2 separate regions of the Homo sapiens genome follow, and region 1 is linked to region 2. A link is an interaction called in ENCODE POLR2A ChIA-PET data of the cell type or tissue named here. Cell type or tissue: PC-3. All regions are shown on one strand. Links, peaks and the distances in the headings refer to the core of each region. The heading gives the core; the rest is flanking DNA. Region 1 has its middle 120 kb from the start of LIMCH1. Region 2 overlaps LIMCH1 (LIM and calponin homology domains 1).

The links. Peaks named below come from ENCODE experiments on the same cell type or tissue, not always from the same donor. Only the 100,000 strongest peaks of a DNase experiment are listed, where the experiment ranks them.
Region 1: POLR2A ChIA-PET joins it to region 2 with 5 read pairs; 3 of 35 experiments call an interaction of 5 or more read pairs at or near these places.

What each region holds. Positions count from the first base shown.
Region 1 is chr4:41,414,508-41,419,887 of GRCh38, forward strand. It overlaps a transcript of LIMCH1 not described here. Among named protein-coding and RNA genes, the nearest start is that of LIMCH1, 120 kb to the right of the region's middle. In PC-3, for the core only: no CTCF peak of the experiment used is centred there; no DNase peak of the experiment used is centred there; H3K4me3 peaks cover 648 bases.
Region 2 is chr4:41,569,750-41,575,129 of GRCh38, forward strand. All of the region lies in intron 1 of LIMCH1 (LIM and calponin homology domains 1), which reads left to right. It overlaps LOC105374423 (a long non-coding RNA gene), which reads right to left. Exons shown (of 4, transcript XR_001741667.2): 1 at 1-5,380. Among named protein-coding and RNA genes, the nearest start is that of LIMCH1, 34 kb to the left of the region's middle. In PC-3, for the core only: no CTCF peak of the experiment used is centred there; no DNase peak of the experiment used is centred there; H3K27ac peaks cover 1,256 bases.

The DNA of each region.
Region 1 (5,380 bases), core at 191-5,190, 160 kb before region 2:
ACTTTGACTTGGCCGCAGCTAAGACTGTAAATCCGTATGTCAGATACCGGGCGATTGACATTTTTGTTATGACCGTAAATTATGCTGGACCTGGAGCCTGATGTAAAATTATGCATTATGTCACTGTGTCAACTACTCATCATGGAAGACTTTGTCTAATGTTGGTCCTGAGTGTGAAATTTCATACTCCTAGAATGCCAATTTCAAATTTAGATGTCACCCATGATGATAAGGTTTTATAATTTGTGCTTTAAAGCAACTTAAATCTTACAAGTGGGTCTCAATATATAAAGAATAAAATTAATGCTTTTAAGGAATGTTGTACACGTATTGTGGTCACAATATCTTGAAAAGAAAATGTTGATAAAATGGAAAGTAAACACAATAGAGTGGTTAGGAACACGGACTCTGGAATCAAACCTTAGTTTGAGTCCAGGTCTTTCTTGCCGCTTATTAGATGTTTAATCTCTCTTAACCTCATCCCCCCTCCTCCATATATACTACAGGAATAACAATATAATACCTGTTTCATAGAGACATTGTGATGGTTAATTGAGGTGACGCATGTAAAGGCTTTAGGCTGGTACCTTGTGAGTGCTCAATAATTACTAGCTACAGTTAACAATAATAATAGAAATAAATATTAAGGGTACCACCCTTAACATCTCGAATTTGTAACCTTCCTGAAAATGCAGAGGGATTAATTTCTGTTGTTGTTTTGATGTTGATATTGTAGAACATATTAACTTTTGTCCTTTCGCTCCTGAAAGCCATGTGGAGAATGTCAGTAGTGTGTCCTGAAGATGTATTATTGGGAGGTGACCTGATAATGGATTTTTAAAACCATCTAGATAAATAGATAAAATAAAATTCTTTAAACTTTCCATCCCCTCTCTTGCCCCCTCCCCTCCTTGAAGAGAAATTTTATGGCAATAATATGTATATGATTTCCATGCTGGAACAAATAATCTAAATTATTTGAGGTTTTGAAGCAGCATGCTGCAGGAGAAAAAGGAGAGGCCCAGGAGTCTGAAACCCAGCCTTGCCCATACAGCTGTCGTCTGCTTTAGGAGACAGGTTTTGGAAGCATCACCAGCTCTGTGATGCTTCTGTGACCTTGGTTAGCTATTGTCCTTTATCTATGTGTCTGGTACTGCTATTTGTGTACATGTCCATTATTATGCTGGGAACACAGCGCGGTGGCTCACGCCTGTAATCCCAGCACTTTGGGAGGTCAGGGCAGGCAGATCGCGAGGTCAGGAGTTAGAGGCCAGCCTGACCAACACGGTGAAACCCCGTGTCTACTAAAAATAAAAAAAAATAGCTGGGCATGGTGGCACGCGCCTGTAATCCCAGCTATTCAGGAGGCTGAGGCAGGAGAATCGCTTGAACCCGGGAGGTGGAGGTTGCAGTGAGCCAAGATCACGCCATTGCACTCCAGCCTGGGTGAGAGAGTGAGACTCCGTCTCGAAAAAAAAAAAAGGAATAACTTGCCCACCGATTAAACTGTGAGTTCTTTGAGGGTATTTTATGTATAGTACTCAGGCTGGCGCTGAGTACTGACTTAGTAAAGATTTGTTGAGTGATTGTGTGACCAGCGTCAAGGTGTGGCTGTAGGCTTACTTTGCTGGGTGGTTTTGGGCAATTTATTTACTCTGAAACCCAATGAACCTCACACCTGATTTGTCTCCTGCAAATAGCTAATGTGAGCTCAAATGAATAAATGTAAATAGTTTCTGTAATTTCAAAATGCCAGGCAATAGAAGATTTTAAAACCTGGTCACGATAATAACAATAATATTGAAACCCAAGCTATAATATTTACCCTGGTATGCTTCATAATAGTGAGAACTGGAAACAACTGATATTTTCTGTGGCTCACGCTTGTAATCCCAGCACTTTGGGAGGCTGAGGTGGGTGGATCACTTGAGGTCAGGAATTTGAGACCAGCCTGGCCAACATGGTGAAACCTCATCTCTACTAAAAATACAAAAAAAAAAATTAGCTGGGTGTGGTAGCGGGCGCCTGTAATCCCAGCTGCTCAGGAGGCTGAGGCATGAGAATCTCTTGAATCTAGGAATTGGAGGTTGCAGTGAGTCGAGATCATGCCACTGCACTCCAGCCTGGGCAACAAACTAAGATTCCATCTCAAAAACAAAAAAAAAAAAAAGAAAATTTTATCACTAGGTTATTTGTTAAATCACTGATGCTACACACACACAATATAGTATTAGGCAGCTGATAATATTTACTGAATGTTTAAATTATGTGCTGTTCTACTGTGAATGAACTGGTCTAGGCAAACCTATCCCCAAAGGCCAAGGGAGCTGACAGGCCAAAGAAAGAAGCTGACAAACCTAGTTTCTCAGAAAGAAATAGGGACTTACAAATAGAACCAGTGTCTCCGGCAGCTGAGAGATGGTGGATCCCTGCACTTGGCCTGCAAAAAATATCTTTACATAGCAAGCTTTTAGGGCAAAGACATGTGCAACTGGTCATTTCTAAGACTTTTTTGTGAAATTTGTGACTTTTGGGGAGGTTAGATACCCATCTTTATGAGGGGTTATCTGTGCTATAGGCATTGCTTCTTTGTGAGGGGTTATCTATGCTATAGGCATTGTTTCTTTGTGAGGGGTTATCTATGCTATAGGCATTGTTTCTTTGTGAGGGGTTATCTATGATATGGGAACACATTGGTCATCACAGAGGTTTTGTTTCAAGATCGAGTCACTCCGGGTGAAAACAGCCTGTTTTCCTGCATGCACCAGGCCCTGTTCTAAGCATTGAACAAATATCTCATTTAATCTTTACAACACCCCTTTGAAATCCAGATCCAGAGTCCTCAGTTTACAGATGAAGTAGAAACTGTGTGACTGGCACAGGAAGAGGTGCGCTGTTTTGGGCATCAATCAGAAGCAAGCTGAAGAGCCATTTATTAAGCATAGGAAAAACAACCCTGATAGGCGATCCATCCAAGAATTAGTAGTCGTTATCTCTGGAGACTAGATTTCTGAGGGAGTTTCTTTCTACAGGGAGTCAGTGTTGCTCTGTTGCCCAGGCTGGAGTGCAGTGGTGTGATTTTGGCTCACTGCAATCTCCACCTCCTGGGCTCAAGTGATCCTCCCACCTCAGCCTCCCAAATAGCTGGGACTACAGGCACGTGCCACCATGCCTGGCTAATACTTTTGTATTTTTCTGTAGAGATGTGGTTTCACCATGTTGCCCAGGCTGGTCTTGAACTCCTGGGTTCAATAGAGCCGCCCACCTCAGCCTCCCAAAATGCTGGGATTACAGTTGTAAGCCACTGTGCCCAGCCTCTAGAGGGTATTTTAAAATTTGGTTTGAAAAATTTTTTTTACAATGAGCATGTATTATTTTATATTTAATGAAATAAAGCAATAAATGATCATTCACTTTGGAACTATCCATTTTCTTAAAAAGAAGTAGCCAAGAAATGAAATGTTAACATAACTGAAATGTTAATGTAATTATTTGTCATTTTGGCAATGAAAGTTGTTTAATTCGAGCTAAAATAGTGCATTTGAAACAAAAGAGAGCTGCCCCTACCCACTACTTTTCTTGTTTTCTGGGTCTCAGCAATTCACTTGCATTTGACTTTCATTTATCATATTTGTGAGGATAGGTGAAGTTTTAGCGAATAAGTCATGTAGTATTAAATCTCAGTGACTGTAAAAAAGACTACAGCTTTCCAGCCAGAAATGCCTCTTTCCATAAGGGAACAAATTCTCTGACTTTCAAAAATTTAATATAACAAAAGACTCTATTCTAGATTGTATGGAAGTTGTAAATTTTAATTACATCTGCGTTTTTCTCCATTCACCTGGTGTGAAGAGGGAGGGACTCAACCTGGGTGAGCAGCTATTTAAGCATCTGGCACAGGAATCTTGGTCAGCCACATGCATGTACAGGACTATAAAAAAGTCCAGGTTTGCGTTGGGAGTCCATCACTAAGTGTTTATGTGCCAGTGAAGTCACCAGGCCTTCAACACCCACAGCCAAGAGCTGTGCCGAGAGAAGCAGGCTGCCGCTCCTGCAGTCTGGTTGACAAGCCTCCGTGCCCGGCACCTGCGCCTTGTTGCCTGTGGGATTCCAACTCTGATTGTTGCCTCAGAAACTGTTGTTACCACAGAACTTTCTCACACTCACTGGCCCAGACGTTTGCAGAATTCCAGGGCTAGTGTGTGGTTAGGCAGCCAAATTCCAATTTTAGAATGCTGCTTGTGACCATGAAACTCTGTTAACTCAGGCTTTTAAAGGGCTGACACGGTGAGAGATAGAGAGAGAGAGAGAGAGAAACTGTGTTGGGGAGGAAACAGTATGAAGATGAACAAACAAGCAATTGTTTATTGTTCTCAACTAGAGAACAAACATATATTTTGATCTCCATAGGATATGAGTGTTAGCAGTGATAAAACATAGGTATTTGAAATGTGGAATGATGCTGGAATCTTAAGTCATCCACATTTCACAAAGGATTGTGTTAAAATTCTTTCAGAAAGGTAGAGGGCTTATTTCACTTCTGAATTTCCAGTCACTTCACAATCTGCCTCAGTAAAGTGTCTCAGAATTTTACATTTCTAAGTCACTACGTTTTGTTTTATTTTATTTTATTTTATTTTATTTTATTTTATTTTATTTCATTTTATTTTATTTAATTTTATTATTTTGAGACGGAGTCTAGCTCTGTTGCCCAGGCTGGAGTGCAGTGGCACAATCTCAGCTCACTGCAACCTTCGCCTCCCGGGTTCCACAGATTCTCCTGCCTCAGCCTCCCGAGTAGCTGGGAACACAGATGCCCACCACCACATCCTGCTAATTTTTGTATTTTTAGTAGAGACGGGGTTTCACTGTGTTGGCCAGGCTGGTCTCAAACAGGAGTTTGTGATCCGCCCACCTCGGCCTCCCAAAGTGCTGGGATTACAAGCGTGAGCCACCATACCCGGCCAAGTCATTAAGTTTTTTTTAATGCCTACAATAACCCTTTCTCCTTGTGAAGCTTATGGAAGAGCCTACATTTTCTTCCTTTCCTTTCCCCTTCCTTCCTTCCTTCCTTCCTTCCTTCCTTCCTTCCTTCCGTCCTTCCTTCCTTCCTTCCTTCCTTCCTTCCTCCTTCCTTTCTTCCTCCTTCCTTCCTTCCTTCCTTCCTTCCTTCCTCCTTCCTTCCTTCCTTCCTTCCTTCCTTCCTTCCTTCCTCCTTCCTTTCTTCCTCCCCTCCTTCTTTTCTTCCTTCCTGCCCTTTTCCCTCCTCTCCTTCCTTTCTTCCTCTCTGCCTTCCTCCTTTCTTCCCTTCCCTCTTCCCTCCCTCTCTTCCTCCCTCCCTCCCATGCCATTCTGACAGGTATTATTATCAGCATTGAGG
Region 2 (5,380 bases), core at 207-5,206:
AAACATAATAAGGACTCCAAAAATGCCACTAAAAGCAGATTCTCAATATTAGCTGTGCATCAAATTCACTTTAGTTCACTGAAAAATAACCTGTTGATTAAAATTCTGTTCCTCGTCATCATCAGGAAAGGATTTATGCTTTAAAGTTCCTATGCTATTTAATCTATTTTGCATTTCTCTGGCCATTGTGACTGAATTTCTCTTTCATGAGTAAATAGATAAGACTAAATGACAGCCATTTATAGCATCATTGCTGAGGACACAGCTGAGGGTCTGCCCAGCATGAACCACATGTTTGCAGAATGGTTGGTGGACAGCAGGTCCCAGCGTGGGATATTAGGTATGAGTGTCACCATGTGTCTCAGTAACACAGAACGGTATCCTTGGCAATGTACTCTGTGACCTCCACAAAACATTAGATATGCTGCATCAGCTTGACTGCTGAAAATAGTAAGCCTGCCTGGCACGCATAATTCTGTGGCCATTCTGTGCTTTAACCAGTAGTCTTACAGCGAAGCTCTGACCTGAGGCATTCTGCTTATAGCACTAACAAAACTTTGCTTTCCAAGGGGTTAAAGAAATACTTTCAAAACATGTGGCCTCACTTCCACTTAATTGCTGTAGGGACTCTCTGGTTTCAACAGGAGCCTTTGAATCTGAAGTTTAAGCCTTGCTTTTGTTCTATCAGCCCTCTTTTCCTTCAGTGATATGTTTTGCATTAGCGTTGCAGTGGAGTAGACACTAGCCTGTATTGATTTTGGTTTGCATGCTTATGCTAAGGCAGAGGTGTTAATTTTGAGGAAGAATGAATCCTGGTTTGGACCTGTGCACTTGAGGAAAGGAGGAAATTATAATTTCCACCATCTGTAACAGTGGCCCTGCTCCGAACATTTTGTGGCAAAGAAATGTTTAGTAGGTAGCTCTGGGCGGACAAGAGGGATTCAAGAATCAATAACATTTAGGCAAAGGTTAAAGACAGAAGGATGAATGGCACCGCCCAACAAAAATAGACTGATGAGAGTTATTGGCCATGGGGTGTGACTTGGAGAAACTGTCGTTTAAGGATTGGGGGAGAAAAAGGGACTCAGGAAGAGGACTGAGAAAAAGAAACAGAGAAACAGTGGAAAGTGGAGCATTCTAGCATCCATTTGAAGGAGAGTGCAGAAATAGGAGGTAATGAACTGTGTCAAATGCAGGTAGAGATTTAGCACATTGCAAGAACTGAAAAGTGTCCCTTGGATTAGCAAGTAAGGAATGATTGTTGACCGTAAGAGGATTTGTACCAGATGGTGAGAATTGAAGTCAGATTGTGAGGGGGATCAAACAGGAGGAGAGAAATAAAGACTGTGATTATGATCAACTCTTGTGGGCAGGAGAGCTGAGAAAGAAGAGGAGAGAATGTGTGGCTCAGGGAGCCACACAGTCCTTGGAGGACTGTTCGTTAGGGTAGAAATGTTTTTTGTCTTGTTTATAGGACAAGGAGAAGACTGGTGAGAAAAAGATGAAGACAGAGACAGAGAAGAGAGGGGAAAATAAGTGTGAAGTCTTGGAAGTTAGGAAGGGATGACTTTGACAAGGAAGGAGAGACTTCTTTTGTCCTCGGAGCAGGGGAAAGGAGACGGAACACAGGAGTGTATAAAAAAGGAATGGAGTATTGACAGTGCCGTTTCTGGAGGCCTTGACTTTCTCAGGGCAGCAGCAGGCAAGGATGTCTGAGAGTAAGTGGGAGGGGTGTCACAGAGAGAATATGAAGAGAGAAGCAGGAGGTTGGATTTGTTGTTGAGGGGAATGGGATAAAATTATGGCCTCAGTGAGGACTCAGCTGAATTTGGAAACAATGAATTTATAAGGGAGCCAACATGTTCCACTGGGTGATCAACAGGTTAAAAGTTTGGTGTGAGGTCCAAGAACTAGTGCATTTTGAGGGTGAGCAAGAGCCTGATGGATAATGTGTTCGGCCATGGAATATGATACTGGATTATCTACAGTATCACTGCAGGTAATGACAAGATTCAAAGTGGGTCTCCAGAGTGGTGTGGTGCCTGGCCTCAAAGGAAGGGGAAGTAGATGGCTTTTATAGGGTTTGATGTCAAGGATGTCGAAAACCATTGCCACCTCAGAAACCTTTATTCTTATTAGGTATTTACCAGAGCCTGAAATTCCTTGAGGGGTGCCTTATAGCAAGCAGCCTTTCATTTATAGTAAACTGGAAATATATTTGAGACTGGGGATATTTTAATCTCCAATGATTTCTACCTAAGCGTGAATGAAACATGAAAGGAGCAGTTCTAAGAAATAATTATTGGTTGGTTTGTTGATAGGGGTGGGAGCAAATGGAGAGGCTGAGATGGGCACTGAGTATGAGAAAAAGAAACGTTAGCTGCTGAGCTGAATTCTGCTTTGTCAAACTTTTCTAAACACTGCTCCATCTGGAAATGTAACACAATTAACAACATCTTCACAGATGCAAGACAATGATCTTGCAAGTGCCCCACTCAAATTATTATTATAAGTTGTATAGAGATACACACAGTTCGGGGGTTTAGAAACCACAGAGAAACAAAATTTGACGATTGGCAATACATTGGATTTAGGGGAATTACCATTGGATTTGGTTTTATATTACATTTTAGTGTCCAAGATTGCATATTTTACAATACTAGTTTTTTTTACTTAAGGAAAGAAAATATGAGACATCTTAATACCAAAAGGAAAATTAAGAGTGGAATTTGAGTGATGTGGAATTTGACAGTGAAGTAAATAAAAAGAAGGACCTCTGAGATAAGATTTTCTGGCAGAAAAAAGCAAGGCTCTTAGTAGCAAATTTTAAATGAGTAATGGTCAAGGAAAATAACGTGAAACAGATTCTCTCATAAGCTTGGATGAGAAAACACAGAAAGGAATAATGCAAGGTCAGGCTGAAATGAACTGTAATTAGAGTCTGTGAAATCGCACAACCAGAGTATTGTCACATGGTGTTTGTGTTTTGATTTCAGTATCTTGGCAGTTAGATAGGACCTAGTCAGTAATTCTTAGGTGGGTTAAGAACTTTCTAGACATAAGGCAACGGGAATGAGGAAACTGAAAGAGGAGTCAGACGAGTGTTCAGAGGAGGCAGGCACTTCCCAAAGGCTACTGCTATTCAGTGACATCACGGAAGTACCTAATTTAGAGGTTCTTAGATCCTCAAACCAAGATATGGTTATCTACAGGAATGGGACAGTTTCTGCATTAGGGGTTATGTAGATAAGGAAAATCTCCAAGTAATGTTAGCCAGTGTAGGACTTTCAGATCTTCTCCAAACCAATGTATGGCAATCAGCCTCTCCTACCAAAACGATGGCTTTGAAGTTTACTGTCGTGTCTCCTCTTTCTATGCACCAGTGGTGATGCCAATAAGCAGTGAATTTTCAGACAACAGAAGGCAAGAGAAAAATAGTCCATGTCTAATTGGCTTGGCTGTCACTGGAAAAAACCAATAGCTGAGAAAGTCAACAGCATCAACAATCAATTTAGAAAATCTTTTTTAAAAAATCATTGCCATCTTTTTCTAGATTTAACTATGATATGTAATCACTATGTAAAAATAAAAATTAAAAAATATATAAAGGGGCAAATAAAATCATGCATAGCAGTCCACTCAGAGACTGTTAGCATTTGGTTGACATTCCTCTAGTAATTTCTCTGTATGTTGATATGTATGTAAATGACATGGTTGAGGTTACACTGTGCATCACTTTTCCAGCCTTCATTTTCCCTGGACCTTGATCATGAGGACTTCCGTATATTGTTAAGTATTCTTCGCAAATGCTATTTTGATGGCTGTATACCCTTTTCCCACATCAATGTGCAATAAATTGCTTAACTGCATTCCTGTTGCTGGGCATTTGGGTGGTTGCTATTTTTAAGCTACTATAAATCAACTTGTGATGAGCAATACTGCACATAAACCTTCTTTTTTTCCTGATCATTTTTTAGGACAAATTCCCAGCAGTAAAGTTGCTAGATCAAAGAAAACCCACATTTTTAAGGTTTTTGAGACGTGTTGTCAGGTCCTCCTCATAAAGGTTGTAATACACACTTTGCATGTGTAAAGTATTATAAGGGACCCAAGGGGAGATACTGGATTATAAAAGCCAATGGCTATTAGGTCATTAGCTTAAAGAGCTATTTTTAAAGTTCTGTGTCCTGGACCTTTGCCATAAGCTCCCGTCTATAATACAATTAGGAAGACAAATCTCTCTTATATGCCATCTGTGAGGGAATTTGTGCTAAATTATTCAAACAAAACTCTTTCCTATAATGCAAACTCAGGCGGCAGGAAATATCATGGGTTTTGTTGAACTAGGTTTATTCCAGGCAGAGCTTAAGTACAGAATCAGGTGGGATCTGGCAGGGGTCATCAAGTAAAAGTCTCAGAAAGATAAAATGTGTTGAAGGTGTGAAGAGGACCATCTTGATTTTGACTTATATCCTTGAAGATCCCCTCCCCTCCCCTCCCCTCCCCTCCCCTCCCCTCCCCTCCCCTCCCCTCCCCTCCCCTCCCCTCCCCTCTCCTTTTTTGAGACAGAACCTTGCTGTGTCGACCAGGCTGGAGTGCAGTGGCACAATCTCAGCTCACTGCAAGCTCCACCTCCCGGGTTCAAGTGATTCTCCAGCCTCAGCCTCCTAAGTAGCTGGGATTACTGCCACCACACCTGGCTAATTTTTTTGTATTTTTCATGGAGATGAGGTTTTACCATGTTGGCCAGGCTGGTTTCAAACTCTTGACCTCAGGTGATCCACCTGCCTCAGTCTCCCAAAGTGCTGGGACTACAGGCATGAGCCACTGTGCCCATCTCTTTTCATATTTTAGGATCCAGACTCATCCCTGGGAGACAAGCACAGGCTACAAACCTATCAGCTTAACCATCATCCCTGTCATTGTTTTAATGTGTTGAATGTAAGCTATTAAGACTTCAAATGTGGCTCGAGTATTCTATTACGCTGTTTGCTTTTTGCTTTCTGGAAAACATTTATGAGACTGTGTAAGGGAGCGAAATAGGTTGGGCACTTGGGGGTAGGTTTAAATCCCATCTCTACCACTTGCTGGCCGTATGACCTTGGAGAAATCATTTTACCACTCTGAGCTTTAGGTTTTAATTTCCTCATCTGTCAGTTAGGAACCACTGAATTCATCTTGGAGGGCTGTTGTGAGAATGAAAAGAATAATGTCTGTGAAATACTCAGCACAATTTCATTTCTATGGCTTTTTAAATCCTACTGATGCACTCCCAATTATGTGAAATCACACACCCACACACACACACACAATTTATTGAGGCATATTTTGAAGTAGCAAATGATTGGAAACAACCTGTAACCTCTAAATATCTATTGGT